2 separate regions of the Homo sapiens genome follow, and region 1 is linked to region 2. Evidence: chromatin contacts called from ENCODE Hi-C or POLR2A ChIA-PET data. All regions are on one chromosome and are shown on one strand. The core of a region is the stretch at or near the end of the contact, and the rest is flanking DNA. Distances in the headings are between cores, read along the strand shown.

The links. A loop is a pair of places that touch in the nucleus more often than their neighbours do. ChIA-PET counts read pairs that join two places held with the same protein, here RNA polymerase II (POLR2A). Pooled maps may share reads with other maps.
Region 1: a pooled map shows a loop between it and region 2 (5-fold over the local background). The contact joins the promoter of SLC31A1 here to the enhancer-like site in region 2. A Hi-C loop is called at or near these places in 3 of 50 pooled maps. POLR2A ChIA-PET finds 5 or more read pairs at or near these places in 2 of 52 experiments (HCT116 and activated T-cell).

Annotation. Positions count from the first base shown.
Region 1 is chr9:113,218,533-113,224,675 of GRCh38, reverse strand. It overlaps SLC31A1 (solute carrier family 31 member 1), which reads right to left and starts at 3,132. Exons shown (of 5, transcript NM_001859.4): 1 at 2,998-3,132. It overlaps FKBP15 (FKBP prolyl isomerase family member 15), which reads left to right and starts at 3,399. Exons shown (of 28, transcript NM_015258.2): 1 at 3,399-3,485. The coding sequence starts at 3,433. RefSeq lists enhancers at 2,221-2,410, 3,251-3,360, 3,471-3,600.
Region 2 is chr9:109,965,702-109,972,127 of GRCh38, reverse strand. The region is part of intron 6 of PALM2AKAP2 (PALM2 and AKAP2 fusion); the gene reads right to left. Among named protein-coding and RNA genes, the nearest start is that of PALM2AKAP2, 190 kb to the right of the region's middle. RefSeq lists enhancers at 3,911-3,980, 4,371-4,490, 4,501-4,550, 5,231-5,330. Within about 2 kb of position 4,372, at least 9 of the 41 ENCODE cell types and tissues checked have a DNase peak (open chromatin) inside an H3K27ac peak, as active enhancers do.

The DNA of each region.
Region 1 (6,143 bases), core at 1,883-4,382, 3.3 Mb before region 2:
CGGGTGGATCACCTGAGGTCGGGAGTTCCAGACCAGCCTGACCAACATGGAGAAACCCCGTCTCTACTAAAAATACAAAATTAGCCGGGCATGGTGGCACATGCCTGTAATCCCAGCTACTCGGGAGGGTGAGGCTGGAGAATCGCTTGAACCCGGGAGGTGGAGGTTGTGGTGAGCCGAGATTGTGCCATTGCATTCAAGCCTGGGCAACAAGAGCGAAACTCTGTCTCAAAAAAAAAAAAAAAAGTGAGCATACAGATAACACATAAACTTGCTGTTAGGTGTGGGAGACAACAGAAAAGTCTGGAAGGACATTTCATAAACACCTAGAAAGATTCTGCAGTGAGACTGCTTTGCAAGTGACTTTAAGTATTCATTCCATGTTAAAAATACCATAGATAACGTAGGCCAGGGGCTAGCAAGCTCTTTCTATAAAGGGCCAAAAGTAAACATTTTAGATGTTGCAGGCCATGTGGTTTCTGTTGCAATCACAAATATTCAATTCTGCCTTGGAGGGTAAGAGGAGTCATAGACAATACATAAACAAATGAGAAAGGCTGTGTTCTAATAAAGCTTTACTTATAAAAACAGGCAACAGGGTCCTACACTCCAAGAAAAGGCTGAGGCCTTATGTTAAAAGAATGGCAAAAGAATGTTTATGTGTTCGTTAAAATGTTATGCATATAACTATTATCTGTATGATTCCCTGCTTTAACTTACTTCTTCAGTTAACCAACTAATGGCCCTAAGTCTGCTTTCAGTGACTGAGTGAACGGAATGTTATAGATCCCCTAGAACCTGCATTTAATTCATATTCCTATCATTATGCCTGATATAACTTGGTTATAACTTTAAACTACTAATTTTAAAATGCATGCATCATTACAGATTAGTATGGGTATACTCGTATATAAAGACTGTCATCTCTGTTGCAAAATTGCTGATAATTTGAAAATAATTATTAAAATTGCTGCTTCCCTGAGGGAGTAAGGGGAGTGGAGGGTGGAGAAAAAAAATTGCTGCTTCCTGGCCAATCTTCTGGGGGTTGACAATATATTTTATGAGTATTCTAAAAGTTGTATACTTAAGCAAAACAAATAAACAAAAATGCTTACTTTAAACTTGAGATCAAGGTTGTGCCTTACTTACCTTTGTATCCCCAGCAGTTACTCAGTAGAAGTCCAGGTCTAATCCACTCATTTTACAGTGCTTAGGGAGCCTGGCCCAAACTCAGAGTGAGTTATAAGGGCTGGGACAGGAATTCAGATTTCCTGATTCCTAGTCCAGTATTACCAATCTGAAGATACACGAATTTAGGAAGACAGTGGCTTTCTTTTTTTTTTTTTTTAGGTGCACCCAGTCCTGCAGTTCAAAGCCTGGCAAGACTCACCATCATCTTCCTCCTCCTCATACTGCTAATGAGAATCAGCAGCTGTGTTTCTACAGTGATAATCTGCGTATGCATGTTCGTGATGTTCCAATCACCAAAAAGGCTATTGATTTTAGGATTCCTGAGTACCTACAAAAGCTACTTAAACATCCAGGATAAAATCAGCTCCACCCAAGAATACAAGATAAGAGTTCAAATATTCCCTTGGCCATTTTTTTTTTTTAAAGAAAAGGCTGGAAGGACATGTCATAAACACCTAGAAAGATTCTGCAGTGAGACTGCTTTGCAAGTGACTTTAAGTATTCATTCCATGTTAAAAATACCATAGATAATGTAAGCCAGGGGCTAGCAAGCTCTTTCTGTTAAACATTTAGATGTTTCAGTGCTGCAATCACAGTGACCGGTGTTGGGGAGAGGGATTAGAAAGTGCCATGGTACTTAATCCAGTTACTCCCCCAACACCTCCAAGAGGTAGCCAAGTTCACACACTAAACAGAGCTACTGCAACAGTTCTAGTGCTAGTCCTTAGATTCTAGTTCCAGTTCCGGTTCTAGTGCTTAGATTCCAGTTGCATCATTCCAACTGTGAGCCTTCGCTGCTTTAACATCTTTGCCAGGAGGTGCAAAGTTCTCTGGGAGGGAGCTACCAATCATTTCATTTCAATTTCATACTGACAGATTGAAACATTCACGTAAGGGACACCTGTAGTACCAACCTGACTGTGAGGGGAAGCCCAAGAACTCCAGTGAGTCTGTGGACGCTACGCTGGGACACTATCTCCTTAGCCACACCTTGTCTAAGCCAGGACTACCCCAGGATTGTTTCGAGAATGATACCAGGTTAACCAAAGAAATACTTATGTAAGATACAGATAGGGTGGAAACTGGAGGCAGAGGAGTCCGCCACAATTGATGTTGATTTAGGGCTGTCGCAGGAAGACCCAGGGAAACCCACGCCAAAGTTGGGGTGGGGATGTGTCTGCCTCCAAAGTATCCTCCTTTCCATCACCCACCGCCAGAATATCTTAGCTCTTCTGCACCTCATCCGCGTAGAATACAGGTGGACTCTAGAAAGGGGACTTTCCTCGAGGTGTATGCTACAGTCTTTCAATAGTCACTCTGTAAGGGCACACAGTGCTTAAGGGCTGATAAGGTTCTTGTTCACCCACTAGCTCACTATGTCCTGAATCAAAGGACGAGGAATCCAGTCTCAGTCTGCCCTTTACTCTTTGTGACCTCGGACTAGTCACCCGGGTGCTTAGTTCCTTCGTCTCCCTATCTGTAAATTCTGAGATTACGAGGAGGCCGGGATTGAAATCCATGGCCTCTGAGCTCTAAAATCTTCTGGACCAGCAGGCACATGGAAGAACTGGACAAATGGCCGGTTGCATACACGGGGAAACTGAGGCACCGAGCACCCCGGCCCAAGGTCACTCTGGCTATGCCACTGCAGGGGCCGGGCCGAAGCCCCAGTCTTTAACCCTCCAGTCCCGAGCTCTTTCTCCTTCCGCGGAGCTGAGGAAAGCGGCGAGGAAGGTCCTTGTCCCGCTGGGAAAAGGACGGTACCCATGCACAGGGGTGCGAAAGAGGGGCCGAGAGAAGCCTTACCTTTCCAGGTCAAGTCCAGCCACTAGCACCTCTCTCTCCGAATCTTAACCCGTCACCCCCTCACGACTCTTCGAACGGCCCCTCCACTTCTACCCGGCTCGACGTGTCCACCACCGCCACCGAGGCCGAGGATTTCCCGCCCCCTCCCGCCCCCTAGCATTACCGACCAATCCCTGCAAGGGGCTGTGAAGCTCCGCCCCGCTGCGGGCTGGAGAGGCCTGACGTCACTCGGCGCTCGTGCCCGCGCGAGCCTCTCATTTGCCTTTGCCCCACCTTCTCCAGAGCCCAGTCTACTTTCGGTCCAGAGACCGTGCTGGAGTTCGCCCTGCCGGAAAGCAGCACGCCGCCGCGGCATTTTACGACGTCGGCGGTGACAGGCCCTGGGACTCTGGGAATACCCAGCTTCCTCCCCGCAACCCGGTGAAAGCCAACGCAATGTTCGGTGCGGGGGACGAGGACGACACCGATTTCCTCTCGCCGAGCGGCGGGTGAGTGACTGAGAAGTATGCGCTGGAGGGCGTGGCTGAGAGATACCGGCGGATTGTTGGAGGGGGGTCGATCTCTTCTCAGGCCTTTTCCCAACTTCCGGGGGGAGACCCTTGCCACATTCCGGTGCTCTACACCTCTCAGAATCTGGGCAGAACTTGCAACTGTGCTGACCCTGCCGATCTGAGGTTCGGGACCCGGCATCTCTCTTGGCGGGAAGATAGCCCTGGGTTTGCCTTTTGCATTCTGGGTCACAATTTCTCCGGTGAAATGGGAATGATTGCTGATGAGACTTCCTGCCTCAGAATTTTTATAGGAGTCAGCTGGGGCTGATGTGAGACTTCTTTTCTCCATGGAGAAGGCGAAGACACTTTAGAACCAGGCCTTGGTGGGTCAGCTCTAGCATTCTTCAAGGCCCAGCTCGGATGTCACGTTTTGGATGCTTTTCCTTCTGCAACCTCAGGCAGAATGAATTGCTTTCTCTTCCTTATTCCTGCAGCTAGGTGTGTTTGCCTCTATTCTTATACCCCGCACCTATTAGATTATGAGTCCTCACCGGACAGGGACTGCTTATGGTGTTCATTTCTGTCTAGCATGCAGCATGGTACCTAGCACATAGTGAGTGCTCAGGAAGTGGCTGTTGAATGAATAATAGCTGCGAAATTGCACTTTGTAAAGCTTAAAGCTTAAAACCAACGTAACAGACTTCTGTCATTCTCCAGTTTCCCCAAGCATTATATTAATATATACCAGCCTGGAATAGAAATCTTTAAAGAGAGGAAGGGTTTTGTCTCTTTTAGTAGTCAGTTTAGCCTTTTCCATTGTGTTGTGCCAGTGGACAGCTTGACTTCCTCCAAACTTGTGAGCTACCAAGCTCTGATCATTGCAGAGCTTTTCTTTGAACATATGCTTAACAAATTTTGTGCGTGCTGAAGAATGTACTGGAAAAATGACAAATGCACCACATATGCCCCTTATTCTGCTAAATGCTAAGAGGTTACAAAAATGATTAAACTGCTGTGCCTGCCCTTAAGTTGCTTCCAGATCTGTTGGGCCATGTGGTTTCTATTGCAACCACAAATACTCAGTTCTGCCTTGTAGGGTGAGAGTAGTCATAGACAATACATAAACAAATGAGTTAATAGATGAATGACCATAAAATGACACTGGCCTTCTTTTGTCCTTAAGTAGGAATTTTTGATTTACACTGACTAGCTCTATATTACCTACCTTTTAGTCTTTTTCACTCTCACCACTCTGTTCCCTTCCTACCCCGTCTTTAGATGGCCTGCATTCACTTAGTTCCACTTTGAGTTCTTTCCGTTTCTCAGTTATTTTACAGTTAAGCTGTGCTTTTGTTCCTTTTTTCCCTATTCCACTTTAAATTCGCATTCTTCACTATGTGAAAGTATTTGGGAGAAGTCTGTAATGTTAGGGCTCCCAATTTTCATGCAACAATCAGTCCAAGCTGACTGAAAATTATGGGATAGGTAATGACAGCCATGTGCTCTTTTCCAGATTCCTGGCCAGAGATAAATTCTTGGTGGCTCAACTATTCTTTTTTCCTGAGCAGGCTTCTCAAGGATCTGAGACACTTGAATTCTAGGCATGTGACTGTGCTCCTAGACATAGACAACAGCTAATTTGATGGTAAAAGACATACTGAGGAAAGTTATAGTTTATTTTTGTTCCCCACAGTTATCAGGAAAACCAAATCAAATTTAACACTGAGAATACAGAAAGTTTCACCACAATTCTCTGATTTAGCTATTCCTTTTTTGGTTTTCTCTAAGGAAGTAGAACATATGACAGTGAATACTGCAGCTACTTTTCACTTCCTCTTTTATAGCCATATATTACTGTAAGTATACTTGCTTAAGTTCCAAGTCTCTTGATTTAAACACATGATTTGCTTGATTTCATGAAGGATATTCAAGCCTAATAGAAGTAGGAGTATCTGATAATCTGCCTTCTGAGTTTCTAGGCCTCTTAGAGTTTACTATTAATCTAGAAGTAGTAATCAGGAGCCTTGTTTTTGTTTGTTAGTTTGTTTTAGCCCATTCCTCACCGTTGTGGGAAGTAATAGTAATGAACTAATAGTACTTGGCTTCAGCTAATCCAGATAGGAATAAGGCACAGTTTCTGCCCCTAAGAAACTTTTATTTTAGTAGTAGAATAAAATCAATCCAGGAATAATAATCACAAAGCATTTTTAAGGGGCCAATTATGTATATATTTGTTTTAGATTATAAAGGTATGTGTAGGCAGATCCGATTAGCATAGTAATGATAAATCACCAGTCTAAAGATGGTAGAAAGATAAATTAACCGATCATCAGAAAGCATTTTGAGTTCTGTAAAAGATAGGAAAAAGCCTAGATTCAAATGTTGATTCTATCCCCAGTTAGGAATGTGACTTTGGACAGATTATCTTCCATCCTTGTCCCTCCATACCCCAACCTATTCAATAATGAGGTTTGACCTAGATAAACTTTGAGACCTTTGCCAGTTCTGTAGTTTTAATGTTAATGCTAATACCAGTTTATGGTTGCAGGTCAACTTCCGTGTCAATCAAGCATGCTTTCACCCTTGCAGGGGTATCTGAGTTGAACCACATTTTGAGATAATAGGATGTGTTCACAAGTATATAAATACGTACTC
Region 2 (6,426 bases), core at 3,123-5,622:
TGAAGATATGGTCCCTTGTCCTTAAGGAGTTCCACCTTAGTAAAGGGACAGATGTGCAAACAATGAACTTGATTACAAGGTCTTCTGAACAGGAGTTGAGAACAGAGAATTAGTAGATGTGCAGATGAGAGACGAACTCTGGTGGAATATCAGAGACAGCTTCAGAGAGTAGGCAGCATTTAAGCCTGGCTTGGTAGAATGAGTAATCTTTCAACGGGCAGGAGTTGCAAAGAAGTGTGTCTTGGAGGAATGGCTTGCTCAGGGTAGGAGAAATGGTCCCTGTGGGGGCTGTGTAGTGTGCAGTGGGTCACATGCCTAGAAACACAGGTGGAAATCAGATTTTGGAAGGTCTAAATGCCAGGTCAACAAGATCTGGTTTTACACTCTGCAACAATGTATCTTGGCTGGGCGCGGTGGCTCACGCCTGTAATCCCAGCACTCTGGGAGGCTGAGGCAGTCGGATTGCCTGAGGTAAGGAGTTCGAGATCAGCCTGACCAACATGGTGAAACCCTATCTCTACTGAAAATACAAAAATTAGCCAGGCTTGGTGGCGAACGTCTGTAATCTCAGCTACTTGGGAGGCTGAGACAGGAGAATCGCTTGAAGCCGGGAGTGGGAGGTTGCAGTGAGTCAAGACCGGTCCATTGCACTCCAGCTTGGACACCCTGCACAAAACAGGTTCAGACCTGAGAGGCAATTCAAGTCTTTCTTGAATGTGTGGGGCACTGGAGACAAAAGCTCTGAATGGCCTGGGGCTTGGAAACACTATGAACACAAAGAACACAAAGAGCAAACAGACCCCTTTTCTCTGTAAAAAAAAAAAAAAAAAAAAAAAAAAAAAAAGGGACTAAGAGTGGGATAAACATGGAAGCCTGAAGTTCAGCATTGGATAAGGAGATGGATTCATTCACTGATATTTACTGAGCACTGCTATGTGCCAGGCATGGTTCTAGGCATTTGGGAAACATCAGGAAATAAAGATCCCTAACCTCCTGAAGCTTTCTTTCTAAGGAAACTTTTATTTTATTTTATTTGAGACAGGGTCTTGCTCTGTTGCCCAGGCTGCAGTGTAGTGGTGTGATCGGCCTCCTGGGCTTGAGCAATCCTCCCACCTCATCCACCTGAGTAGCTGGGACTACAGGTGTATGCCACCATGCCCAGATAATTTTTTAAATTTTTTTTGTAGACACAGGGTCTCCCTATGTTGCCCAGGCTGGTCTCAAAACTCCTAGGCTCAAGTAATTCTTCTGCCTTGGCCTCCCAAAGTGCTGGGATTACAGGCATGAGCCCCGGCACCTGGCCAGGAAATTTTTAATATTCACAGGCACTTACTATTTTCCAAGAGCAACTCTATGTGATTATGCACTTATTAACTTCAGTCTTTACAAAAACCCTATGAGATAGTACTACTATCCTAATTGGACAGATGAGTAAACTGAGGCTGTGAGCTATTAACTCATCCTGGGTCAAGGCAGTAAGTGGCAGTGCTGAATGTATCACCAGGCAGCCTGCCCCAGAGGCAGGCTCCATAGTCCTACACTGTAATTCTTTTTGCATTGTAAGTAGTTGTAAGAGGAGGCTGGATTTTAGTTTCTTGGCTCACTAGGTAAAGGCTGTCCTTGTTTCCAGCTTCTACCCTAACCCCTTGAAGATTCTACAGTTCACTAAGCTCCACATTTCTAGAGGTGAAGAAGGACTCACTGCTCCCTCCTGAGTGCTCTAAGGCAGCGCTCCTCAAAGTGAGTGGCCCACCAATCCGTGTCCCTCCACAGTTGGTTACTGATCGGTGACCAAGTGAGTGCAGAAATGGAAAGAATATGTTTAGAACCCTTAATAACAATTTATTGAATCTAATAATAAAAAATCAGTACCTGTATTCTGTGTGTCTTTCAAAAATTTTACTTTTCTCATCATTCACTTTCATTGTACTTTACAAAAGTACTGTTCTGAGATGAACTGGAAGCTTAAAAGAAAAAAAACAAAACCTAATCCTTTACCATAGATAGAGAGGGACATTGTTCTCAGGGAGTTCAAGTTCCCAGGGCTGGATAGACTGCATCCCTGAGAACAGAGGGACCCTAAAGGCAAGGTCTAGGAAACATCTGTGTGGGCACTTCCTGTGTTGCACTCTCCAGTCCATTTCTAGAAGATGAGTGGGTTTTGTGCTCCCTTGCCTGGGCAGAGGCTACTTTTGGTCAATGGGCCTTCAGGTCTTTTGCAAAAGCCAAAAGTTCACTAAAGAGATGAAGCTAGGCATCCTGGTGGGGTTCGGGGAGGGGTGCACTTTCTCCCAGAAGCAGTAGAGGGGAGGGGCTGTAGGCTGCACTTGGGGTGGGGTGGGGTGAGGATGTGGGAGTGCTACACTGTGGTGTAAGCAGGGAAGCTGGATGCTGATTCCAGGCTCCCAGCCTCTGCCAAGGCTCCTGTCTCCAAGCTTGGCTCAGAAGCCACACAGACTTCAGCCCTGAAGGGGCTCTGAAAACCAGGACAATGCACACCCAAGGATAAATCCAGTGAGAACCAGTGATGATGGGCCTTCCCCAAGATGAGCATGTCACCTTTGCATGACCTTGGGTGGGAGAGAGCCCCGTGAACGACTGAGTTTGAACTGCCTGCCAGACCAGCAGCCTTGGGGTACAGAGTCTGATATCACTTGATTTAAAGAAAACAAAGTGGCACTTCTTGCATAAGTGTGTGGACCAAGACTGATACTGCTACCCTTTGTGGGTGATATTCAGGAGACAGAGTGAATGAGAAAGATGCTGGAAGGTTAGGACAGAGCGGGAGACTGTTTCAGGCGAGAGGAGACTCACAGTGGCTGAGTGAGGAAGCACAAGGTGTGGGGAGAGCCACAGGCTGTCTGTCCTATTTGGCCCAGACCAGCAGCTGTGGAGCTGCTGAGCTTTTGCAAACCCTGTTCCTTCTTTCTGGAATACTCTTGGCATGGCTGCCTTCCTCATCTTTCAGATGTCAGCTGAAATGTCCTGTCTTCAGAGGGTCCTTTCTGGGAGTCGTGTGTGTGTGTGTGTGTGTGTGTGCACGCACATTTGTAGAGGTGCAGGAAAAGACTGTCAGATCAGAGGGTCTTGCATTTTACATTCCTGCAGCTGTTCTGTTCAGTTGCTTTCTAGTCAGTTTTTTTCTTAGTCTCTAAATTACCACAGTCTCTCTGTCTGTGTCACACTCCACAGTTTTATAGCCCGGAGAGGAACTGGGTCTGGGGTCACTCCCTGGAATCTGAGGATCATGTTCTGTCACTGGAAGAAATCCTGAGATTCTTCTAATGAAGACAGAGGGCTGACATAGCCAGCCTTTCCAGGGGTCTTAGTGGCAGACTTACTGGGAGTTTTGAAGTGAAATGTAGCTGCCCTGAAAATCGCGCTGAAAATCGCGGCTGGACTCCTTAGGGCTTCCCCCCACAATTCCTGTGCATTGATTTCACATGGAGTCCCCAGAAATTTGGGGGACTGGGAGCTGGGTACAAGTGGTAGATGCTGAAGGCTAACACAAAATCAGGGCCTCTTTCAGAAACCCAGGTTTCCCACCTCCCTTTGTAGGGTGCAATGAAACCCAACAGAGTGGCCAGAGACAGGGACTTTTGTCTTGGGAGAGTACTGTTTCCTGTTGATGATATAGCTAGACGTCTTCGGAGAAAACCTTTCACTGAGAGATCTAGTCGCTTCTGCTCTCAGTTTGGGCTATAAACAGGAAATAGAGAGAGCTGCTTAGAAATGAGATATCATTATAATCAAAATAGCTCTTGTTGATTTTTGCTTTCTCCTGGAATTCCAGTTTCCATTTAGTGGAAGAAGGAGGTTTCCCAGCAGATCCAGGCCTTCCACAGCCTATGGGGTACGCGAGGGCCTCAAGTTGCAAAGCAGGCAGGCCAGACCCCCAGGGCCATGGTGGCCTCTGAGCAAATGCAGGAGTCCCTCTCCCTGGGAGAAGTGCCAGAGAGGACTGTTCTGGGAGAGATTTCCAGAATTCCAGTATCCTTTCTTCTTCAGACCACACAGCCTCAGTCCTAAATCCTTTACCATTCATTCATTCATTCATTTATTCATTCCCTCATCAAACAAACATTGTTTGGGTCACTTTTGTGTGCCAAGCACTGTGGTAGACACCAGAACTATTGCAGAGAAAAAGACCAAGTCCTTGCTTTCAAGAAGCTTATGATCTGGTGTGAGAGATAGATACTCAGATACTCACACACCATCCTGCCTGTTGGAGAATAACTTCAAGTGGTCTTCATGGTACCCCAAACCCACAAATTTAAACACAACAAAGTCAACTTTCCCTGGTTGACTCATCCACCACTTTCTGTTCCTCCCAGAGCTTCCTTAAGCAGGCCATTGTGGTGGTTTTGAGACATGTCTAAAAATTCTTTGACACTTCTCCCTTCAAGACATGGAGTCTCAGCCAAGTGCGGTGGCTCACGCCTGTAACCCCAACACTTTGGGAGGCCAAGGCGGGCAGATCACCTGAATTCAGGAGTTTGAGACCAGCGTGGCCAATATGGTGAAATCCCATCTCCACTAAAAATACAAAAATTAGCTGGGTGTGGTGGCGCCTGCCTGTAGTCACAGCTACTCGGGAGTCTGAGGCACAAGAATCACTTGAACCCAGCAAGTGGAGGTTGCAGTGAGCCAAGATCGTGCCACTGCACTCTAGCCTGGGCAACAGAATGAAACTCTGTCTCAAAAAAAAAAAAAAAAGACACGGAGTCTCACTGCGCTACCCTTGCATATGGGCTGGCCTTAGTGCCTTGCTTCTAATACATAGAAGGTGGCAGAAGCGATGCTGTGAGACTTGGAGGCTGGGCAAGAAAAGGTAATACATCTTCTGCCTGGTTCTCTGTCTTGAGATACAGCTGCTGAGCTGTGAAGAGCCCCTTGCCACATGGAGATGCCCTGGGGAGATGTTCTCGCTGACAGCCCCAGCTGAGGTCCCAACAGCCAGCCAGCATCTACCACCGGACACGAGGGGGAGGAAGCCTTCAGGATGACTCTTGACTCTTGCCCCAGCTACATCTAACCACCAGCTTGTGACAGATCCCAAGAACTACATAGCTGAACTGCAAGAGATAATAATAACAACAACAGCATAGAACATAAATCATTTTCGTTTTAGCTTCTAGGTTTGGATGATTTGTTATGTGGCAAAAGACAACCAGAACAATCCTAGAAACACCGTGATGGAACTCCGTTCCTTAACAACTTTGCTACTCAAGGAGTGGCCGGCAGACCCGCGGCACCAGACCACCTGGGAGCTTGCTACAAACACAGACCATTGAGTACCGCCTGAGACCTACTGAACCAGAACCTGCATTTTCACAAGACTGCCAAACATTTCACATGCATGTTAAGCTTTAAGAAGCACTGCTTAGCAAGACTGTTTTGAAAGTACATTATTTTAAGGTCATGCTTTAAAATATTCAAACACCAAAAAATAACGTAACAGACACCAACGTACCAACCATCCAGATTTAAAAGATAAAAAATAGCAAGCATATATTCTGTGCTGAATACTATTGTAAGATCTTTACAAATATTGACTCCTTTAACCTTCATGACAGCCTTGTGAGAGAGGCACTACTTTGTCATTCATTGTTATGTGATAGAGGAAGAAACAGGACAGAAAGATTAAGTCATTCACTCAAGGTCACACAAGCTCATAAGCAGCAGTACTGGTATTAGAACATTAGCAGTACTAAATGCAGGGTACCTGGCTCCAGGGTTGAGCTATTCTGCTAAACATTTAACACTTTGCCACCTCTTCCTTGATATCTTAAGTCTATCAAGGCTCTTCTGAAATTAGTCTCCATCTCTCCCTTTTCTTTTGCACAGCCACCATCCTAGTTTAGTCTAGGACTTGTGCAACACTGCCCTGGCTGCCTTGAACCTCTGGTATGGCACCATTCAATCCATTTTCTACGATGCCCCAGATTGATCTTTCTGCCGACACTGATCTTTTCATCCTCCCTGCCCAGATAGTTTTAGTGCCTCTGCTCTGCCTGGCACCTAAACAGGTCAACTTGGACTCCAAGTCCCTTGAAACCCCATCCCAAATCTAGTCTCCAACAAAAAACAAAACAGATCACAACATCATCACCGGGTCCCCATCACCACACACAGGAGCTTCATGGTTTGCTTACACATTTCCTCCTGGCTGGGTTGCCTTTTCCCTTGCCTGGTCCTACAAACTCCATCTCAAATCCCACCTCCTTGGCAAATCCTTCGTTGACTACTTTTAGTTTAAAGTATGAACTCCCACTTCTGAACTCAGTAACACTTAGAAACATCTTAATATCTCTTTTTAGCTCTTTTTTTTCCCCCTGAGTATCTTCAATGGCCAGGTACTGCACGAGGCATTTATTTTTTTATTGTGGTAAAACATACATAATACCATTTACCACTTTAAGTTTA